Linked DNA regions of Homo sapiens: region 1 is linked to region 2. Evidence: chromatin contacts called from ENCODE Hi-C or POLR2A ChIA-PET data. All regions are on one chromosome and are shown on one strand. Each heading gives the region's core, a stretch centred on a gene start or an enhancer-like site at or near the end of the contact. The rest is flanking DNA. Distances are from core to core; before and after follow the strand shown. Region 1 holds the start of CD7 (CD7 molecule). Region 2 holds the start of RFNG (RFNG O-fucosylpeptide 3-beta-N-acetylglucosaminyltransferase).

Region 1 (4,075 bases), core at 223-2,722, 270 kb after region 2:
TGCTCTCAGGAGAGGGAACAATCTTTGGGGTGCAGGTGGCAGCTGGGGCTCACACTGACCTGTGTCCTCGCCAGCACACACGCCACCCCCAGGCCCAGCCCGAGGAGGAAGGAGATCACCGCCAGGGCCGCAGGGAGGGCAGAGGCTGCTGGCGGGTCAGGGAGGGCAGAGGCTGTCTGCGGGTCAGGGAGGGCGGAGCCTGTCGGTGGGGCAGGGAGGGCAGAGGCCCTTGGTGGGGCGTCCGAGCATCTGTGCCATCCTTGGGACTGTTCCTCTGAGAAGGAAAAAAGAAGGAAGGGATTCTCCCGGTGGAGAACCTGTTAGAGCCCCCGGGGTTTGGGATTCGGGGCAGGGAAAGGCTGTGGAGGGGAGGAGGGGCAGCTATCTAGGAGGCTGCTGGGGGCAGTGGGCTGGGAGCTGGAACAGTTCAGGCACATGTAGGAGGGAGGGTCCCACGACAAGGGCTGGGGGAGCAGAGCCTGGCCAGCAGCTGGGGTTGGGAGGGGGGTCTGGGATGGGCACATTCCCTACCTGTCACCAGGACCAGGGTGCCGGAGCCGTAGACATTGACCTCCGTGATGGCCTGGCAGGTGTAGGTGCCAGTGTCCGACAGCTGCAGGCGGTGCATGGTGATAGTCAGGTTGTCCTGGGACCCTGAGAAGTCGATGCGGCCCCGGAACCGTCTGTCCGTAGTGGGCACCACCCCGTCCTCGTAGTAAATGATGTCTTGGGGCTGTGGCCCGAGCTGCCTCAGGTAGATCCCACGCAGGCCCCCGCTGGTGGAGCAGGTGATGTTGACGGAGGCTCCCACGGGGACAGTCGTGCAGTGGGGAGACTGCTGCACCTCTGGGGAGGACCTGGGCTGTCACCATCAGTCTGGCCAGAAGGACAGAGAATGTCCTCCCTGCAGGGGACAGTGGTGGGGATGGTGGGGCCCTGAGACAGCCCAGGGCTGACATGTCGCCAAAGACACGGTGCCTTACGGGGCATGGAGCAGATCTGGGCACCGGCTGTGGTGTTGGGGGAGGTGCTGTCCTCGTGTTCCGAGACTGTGGGCTTCTTCCTCCCAAAGCAGCGGCCCTGCCTGGACAGCCCCGGCCACTCCCCACCGGGGTCCACCCTTTTTCCTTCTCTTAAATGAGTCCTCAGACACTGGAGGCCGCTCAGCACCCCACCCGCTTCCTGGGGGCTGTGCTGTGGCTCAGACTGGGGGCTCTGAGCTCATGGGGCAGGGAGAGCTCTGGAGCTGTGGCCATGGAGAGCCTGGGAAGCTCTTACCTTGGGCAGCCAGGGCCCCAGGCAGGCCGCGAGCCAGCGCCAGAAGCAGGGGCAGCAGCAGGAGCCTCGGAGGCCCGGCCATGTTCCCCACACCCAGCTCTCCCAGCCGGGCGAGTGCAGCTGAGCCTCTCTGGGTCTACAGGACCCCACAGAGAGCAGCACACAGGAGACCGCAGGCGCTCAGAGCTCAGAGAGGGCTTCCTGGAGGCGGTGCCTCAGACCAGGGTGGTGCTGTGGGCCCGGTGGGAGGGGCGGTCTCACCTACCCCTCCCCAGCACTGCCTCCCTGAGAGCTGCCCTGAGAGCAGGGCGTCCCTGTATCCCCCACTGCCCCTGCATCTCCACAGGGAGGAGGTCAAGGCCTGGGGCGGGGCAGACCAGAGGACAGAGAAGGGACTCCCTGGCTGGGGACGGGTGGCAGGGTCTGGAAGTGAGCGGCAGAGCTGGCCCCCAGCCTGCCTGGTCCTCTGGGGTACTTTCTGCTGGGACCCAATTTATGCCCAGAAATCTGGAGCCACCCATGACCCATGAGTCACCCACACAGTGCAGAGGAGCACAGGGCAGGCCAGAATTGGCACCCCCTGGTTTGGCCGTGGGGAAGGAGCCTGGGCCTGCACCCGCACCCAACGCTGCAGCCGACCAGCTGACCGTGGCTCTGCGTTCCATGTCCTGGAGGCGGGAGGTCTGAGGTATGGTCCAGGCCTGAGGTTTCCCGACCTCCCTGGGAGGAGTGCGTCAGGCCGCAGTGCCCAGCTTCAGGGGCTGAGGGAGACCTGTGCCTGGGCTCTGACCCCAGGGTGACTGAGTCCTCTGGGAGGGGGCACTTCTCTGTCCTGAGGGCCTCCCGCCACAATGACGAAGCGTTGACGTTGGTGCCCAAAGCCAGTAGGTGCAGCACATGAGCAGGAGTGTGTGGACACGTGTGTGTGCAGAGACGGGTGCGTATGGACATGTGTGTGCAGAGACGGGTGCGTGTGGACACGTGTGTGTGCAGAGACGGGTGCGTGTGGACACGTGTGTGTGCAGAGACGGATGCGTGTGGACACGTGCGTGTGCAGAGGCGGGTGCGTGTGGACGTGTGTGTGCAGAGACGTGTGCGTGTGGACGTGCGTGTACAGAGACGGCTGTGTGTGGACACTTGTGTGTGCAGAGACGGGTGCGTGTGACTCCATGCGTGTGTGCAGAGACGGGTGCGTGTGGACACGTGTGTGCAGAGACGGGTGTGTGTGGACACGCATGTGCAGAGATGGGTGCGTGTGGACACGTGCGTGTGCAGAGACGTGTGCGTGTGGATGTGCGTGTGCAGAGACGGGTGTGTGTGGACACGTGTGTGCAGAGACGGGTGCACTTGACTCCATGCGTGTGTGCAGAGACGGGTGCGTGTGGACACGCGTGTGTGCAGAGACGGGTGTGTGTGGACACGCATGTGCAGAGACGGGTGCGTGTGAACACGTGTGTGTGCAGATGGGTGCGCATGACTCCACGCGTGTGTGCAGAGACGGATGTGTGTGGACACGCGTGTGTGCAGAGACGGGTGTGTGTGGACACGCATGTGCAGAGACGGGTGTGTGTGGACACTTTGTGCAGAGACGGGTGCGCGTGACTCCATGCGTGTGTGCAGAGACGGGTGCGTGTGGACACGCGGGTGTGCAGAGACGGGTGCGTGTGGACACGTGCGTGTGTAGAGACGTGTGCGTGTGGACGTGCGTGTGCAGAGACGGGTGTGTGGACACTTGTGTGTGCAGAGACGGGTGCGCGTGACTCCATGCATGTGTGCAGAGACGGGTGCATGTGGACACGCGTGTGTGCAGAGATGGATGTGTGTGGACACGCATGTGCAGAGACGGGTGCGTGTGGACACGTGTGTGTGCAGAGATGGGTGCGCATGACTCCACGCGTGTGTGCAGAGACGGGTGCGCGTGATTCCACGCATGTGTGTGCAGAGACGGGTGCGTGTGGACACGCGTGTGTGCAGAGACGGGTGCGCATGGCTCCACGCATGTGCAGAGACGGGTGTGCGTGACTCCACACGTGTTTGCAGAGACGGGTGCATGTGAACACGTGTGTGTGCAGAGACGGGTGTGCGTGACTCGCGTGTGTGCAGAGACGGGTGCGCGTGACTCCACACATGTATGCAGAGACGGGTGTGCATGACCACGCGTGTGTACAGAGATAGGAGCGTGTGGACATGTGTGTGTGCAGAGAGGGGTGCGTGTGGACACGTGTGTGTGCAGAGACGGGAGCGCGTGGACATGCGTGTGCAGAGACGGGAATGTGTGGACACTCGTGTGCAGACAGGTGTGTGTGGACACGCGTGTGTGAGGAGACGGGTGCGCGTGACTCCACGCATGTGTGCAGAGGGGTGCGTGTGGACACACGTGTGTGCAGAGACGGGTGCGCGTCACTCCATGCGTGTGTGCAGAGACGGGTGCGCGACTCCATGCGTGTGTGCAGAAACGGGTGCATGTGGACACGTGTGTGTGCAGAGAAGGGTGCACGTGACTCACGCGTGTGTGCAGAGATGTGTGCCCGTGACTCACACACGGACCTGCAGCCCTGAGCTCCTTCCCCAGAAGTCCCAGCCACAGCAGCCGGTGCGGAGACACGGGTGGGGCTGTGGGGTGGTGCAGGTTTTCTGCTGGGCCGAGGGTCCTGGGGGAGCCGGTTTTCCTCCCCCAGGCTCTCCATAAACGAGAGACAGAGGGTTTGGGGGCAGAATCTTGCGCAGAGACCCTGGAGCACCCTAGCAAGGCTGTGGCTCGAGGCGGTGGGTAACAGCACTTGCCGGAGCAGCCCCT
Region 2 (4,004 bases), core at 228-2,727:
TCTGCTGTGCCTCCCGGGCTGGTGTCAAGGAAGGCGTCTGCTCCGATGGCGTCTGCTCCGACACTCACAGTTCTGCCACCCTGGACCCTCTCGGTGGCCTCAATGGGGTGGTCCAGGCTGGGCCGCCCCAGGTAGACGTCCTGGCTGGGTGAGAAGCTGGAGAGCAGGTGCAGGAGGCTCCTGGCGTTCACATAATTGTCATCATCCACGTGGCAAAACCACCTGTGGGCGAGGGGAGTCCTGGGCACGAGGGCCTGGCATGGCTGGACAGGAGGCCCCCACCCAGCTTGGCTCTGAGCTCTCTGCGGGTCGGGTCAGCGCCGCGTACTTGCGCCCGGACTCAATGAACTTGTCATACTCCACGGACATCTTGCAGCAGAGGGCCTGACGAGTGCGCACCGCCGAGCAGTTGGTGTTGATGACACGGTCGCCTGCGAATCAGAGACGGGAAGCACGCACGTAGAGGATGGCACTGGGGTTGGGGTAAGGCCTGTGCCCCACCTGCCCCCAAGGGCCAGGGCACAACGTGGCTGTCTGACATGCCTGGACACCTTGCCTGGGTCCAACCACAGCCCTAGCCCTCACGCGCTGACCCTGCTGGTGCCACCGAGGCTGAAGCAGGCGGCCATCGGTTGGGATCTCTTGAGTGGAAACAGGACGGAGGCAGCTCGCCCTGACCTGGCCTGGAAGGGCGGATTCCCTGCTGGCGCTTCTTCAGGGGACGTGGCACTAGCCCCACGCCCCGGGAAGCGGCTAGTGTGAGAGGCTGGTGGGGAGCAGAGCTTGGCTGGCAGGGTGGGCCCTCCGCAGGCCGCGTGACCTGGGCAGCGTCGGGGCCTCCCCGGGCCTCGGGAGCCTGGGCAGAGAAAGGCACCCACAGCAGCGAAGGGGCCGTGGCTTCGGAGCGAGAAAGGCTCGGGGGGCAGATCCCGCGGGCGCCGGGGAGTGGGGGACACTCACCGCCCTGGAGCTCGAGCTCAGGGTCGTCCCCGTCGGTGAAGATAAACGTCTGGGGGAGAAACAATCTATGAGGCTTCTGGGGCGCTGCCCAGGCCGGAGACCGACCCGCCCCGCGCGGAGCCTCCGGGGGCCTGGGCCGGGCCTAGACCCTGGGAGGCGGGGCGGGTGGGCGTGGGGCTCGCCGTCGGGGTCGGGGTCCGGCGCACCTGCTGGCGGGCCCGGGAGATCCAGGTGCGCAGCAGCAGCCGCAGGCGCGGCCCGTGGTTCTTCCGGGTGGTCTTGACGGCGATGAAGACGTCGTCAGGCCGCAGGCTGGGGGCAGCGGGCCGGGACGGGGGCGCGCGCGGGGCCGGGGCGGGGGTCCGGGCCGGGGCGGGCGCGCGGGGCAGCGGCAGCGGCAGTAACAGCAGCGCGGCCAGGGCCGCGGCCAGCGCGAGGCAGGCCCGGCACAGCGCCCCACGCGCGCGGCTCATGCGGCCGCCGGGACCCCCGGCGCTGCGAGCGGAGAACCTGGCCGGAGCCGTGGGTGGGCGGCGGCCCCTTTAAGAACGCAGCGGCCCCGCCCCGCCCCGCGCCCCGGAAGCGACGGCTTCGCTGCCCCGGAAGTGGACGGCACGCCGCGGCGGGGTGGGTGCAAGATGCCGCTGCCGGTTCAGGTGTTTAACTTGCAGGTAACGAGCCGAGGCCGCCCCGGGCCTCCGCGCCCCCGCGCCCCCCGCCACTGGGGCCGGGCTGAGGTCGAGCAGGGGCGCGGGGCCTGCGCCAGGAGTCGGTCGGGCACGCTCCGTGCCGGGCCTCCGCGGGCAGCGCGCGTCGGGGGCTGCAGGGCCGAGGGCGCGTCTCCGCCGTGGCTGCGCGCTGCGATCGGGGGCCGCCGGGCCGCGCCCGCCCCGCCTCCCCTCCCAGCAGCTCACGGGAGAGGTTCCCGGCCGCCCCGACGCTAACGCTCTTTCTCCCTTCAGCAGCCAGCCAGCTCTGTGTCAGGGTCGGGGGGTGCAGAAAGTCAGGACAGAATGAGGGATAGCTCGGCCCCCAGCTCGGCCTCCTCGTCAGTGACAGATCTGTACTGCACCCCTCACAGCAGTAGGTCAGACCTCGTCCTGCCCGGCACGGCCGGGGACTTCAGCCTGAGCGCCAGCCTGTCGGCCTGTACGCTGCTCTACGAGGTACCTTCCAGGACAGGGACCCCCGAGCGAGGGAGGGGGGAGCAGGGCCCCGGCCGCCCCTGCTGTGGCTGGGCCCCTGCTGCTCTGCTGGCCGAGGACAGGGACTCAGTGCCAAGCGCAGGAGGGGAGGGAGCCCCGGTGGGCCCGGGGCCTGCGGAGGGAGCCGAGCTCTTGGTGCTTTTCCCGAAGGAGCGCGGGAGGCCCACGGGTCCGGCGAGTGCCCGGCATGGCGGCTTTTCCAGCCTGCTTTGTGTTAAGCCGAGGTCCTGGCTTCTCTGTGTCTCCCAGCTGGGGGCCATGAGGCTCCCTGAGATGACTCTTTTCCCCTTCTCCCAACTCCGTGGCGTGACTCTCAGCCCAGTATTGCTGCTCCGCTGCTCAGGACAGATTCCGGGGGCTGGTCCTCCTGCCTCCTGGGGTTGAGGTGGCGTCCCGTTCTTCTCCGTGGCTTGGAGGAAACTACATCAGGATGGTGGCTGGGAACGTGTAGGGGCCCTCAGAGGCCCCTGTGTAGTTGGTTGTCCCCTGTCTGCTTTCTGGCTTTCAGAGATGAGCGGCTAGAATCAGGCGAGGGGTTTCTGCTTCTGAGCCTTAGAGTCTTGTGAGGAGACCCCTCCCTGATGTGGTGGCACAGGAGCCTGGGTGGGGGCGGGGGTGACTGGGAGGGCACACCTGGGGGACAGCAGCGGCGGGAGTGTGGTCCGACTGGCCTGGAAGATCTTGGGCAGAGCTGACCTCAGAGAACAGTGCGGGTCTCTCGCCCTCCTGGGGCAGTCCCCAGGACGAGGTGCCAGGTGCCTGGCCCATGTTGCAGGGGGCCGTGGAGCCCATGCAGATCGACGTGGACCCCCAGGAAGACCCGCAGAATGCACCTGACGTCAACTACGTGGTGGAGAACCCCAGCCTGGTACGGAGCCCAGTGGGGGGACCTTGGGTGTCTCAGTCCTGCTGAGGGGTCCAGGGCACACTCCCCGCTGCAGCCTGCACAGCAGGTAGAATGATCCTCCTCAGTGATCGCTGTCGTCTTTTTCTGACCCCGAAACCATCAGCGTTTCTGATTGCGCACTCACATGAGGCTTGTAGCTCAGCTTCAGATGCTGCTCATGGAGAAGCCAGGGCAGGTCTCCTCCCCGCTCAGCCTAGCGACCAGCAGTCACTAGTGGGTGTCTATCCCCGAAAGCCCCCGGGTGCAGGGTCCCACTCCTGAGGCTCCTGCGCCAGGCCCACCCCAGCGGTCTTCGTAGCTCCTGGGACAGCAGTCAGTCTCGTACCCCCATGCCCGGTTCTGGTTATGGGCCCAGGGCGACATTCTGGCTAGGACAGTCAGGCCCCAACTCCTGACCCTCAGGGCCTGGGGCCAGGGTCCTGCCTCCCATCCTGCCTGACTCTTGTCTGTGCCTGCTCCCAGGATCTGGAACAGTACGCGGCCAGCTACAGCGGCCTGATGCGCATCGAACGGCTGCAGTTCATTGCTGATCACTGCCCCACGCTGCGGGTGGAGGCCCTGAAGATGGCCCTCTCCTTCGTGCAGAGAACCTTTAACGTGGACATGTACGAGGAGATCCACCGCAAGCTCTCAGAGGCCACCAGGTGAGGCCAGGGGCTTGGCGAGAGGAAGCAGAGGCCACCAAGGGAGCGCGGGTGTCTGGGACTGGGCCCCCTTCCTGTGCCCTGCATCTCCCACCCCTGTGCTGGGAAGTCGGGCGGGTAGAGCTCTCGCTCTCTTTTGGCCAGCAGTGGAAGTGCCCTGTGTGTGTGTGGCTTCTGTGTGTGTGCATGCAGGGCTTTGATTCCAAGGGGAGCTGTTGGAGACTGTGGCTCAGGGGCCGCCTCCCTGCTGGTTTCCCCACCCGGCTGTAGGCTCCTGGGGCAGCAGTT

Evidence for each region. Hi-C counts contacts between places; a loop is a spot of excess contacts on that map. ChIA-PET counts read pairs that join two places held with the same protein, here RNA polymerase II (POLR2A). Pooled maps may share reads with other maps.
Region 1: a loop to region 2 is called in a map of sciatic nerve, with 2.9 times the contacts of the local background. The contact joins the promoter of CD7 here to the promoter of RFNG in region 2. A Hi-C loop is called at or near these places in 16 of 168 maps with a recorded cell type or tissue (CD4-positive, alpha-beta T cell, CD8-positive, alpha-beta T cell, IMR-90 and 10 more), 11 of 37 single-sample maps with no recorded cell type and 31 of 50 pooled maps. POLR2A ChIA-PET finds 5 or more read pairs at or near these places in 5 of 52 experiments (CD4-positive, alpha-beta T cell, activated CD4-positive, alpha-beta T cell, activated T-cell and 2 more).

The regions. Positions count from the first base shown.
Region 1 is chr17:82,316,136-82,320,210 of GRCh38, forward strand. It overlaps CD7 (CD7 molecule), which reads right to left and starts at 1,473. Exons shown (of 4, transcript NM_006137.7): 1 at 1,279-1,473; 2 at 532-846; 3 at 60-274. The coding sequence starts at 1,360.
Region 2 is chr17:82,050,334-82,054,337 of GRCh38, forward strand. RFNG (RFNG O-fucosylpeptide 3-beta-N-acetylglucosaminyltransferase) reads right to left here and starts at 1,478. Exons shown (of 8, transcript NM_002917.2): 1 at 1,167-1,478; 2 at 961-1,009; 3 at 329-431; 4 at 69-222. The coding sequence starts at 1,433. It overlaps GPS1 (G protein pathway suppressor 1), which reads left to right and starts at 1,565. Exons shown (of 13, transcript NM_001321092.3): 1 at 1,565-1,631; 2 at 2,941-3,033; 3 at 3,535-3,716. The coding sequence starts at 1,599. RefSeq lists silencers at 1,013-1,162, 1,433-1,682, 1,743-1,872 and an enhancer at 1,123-1,792.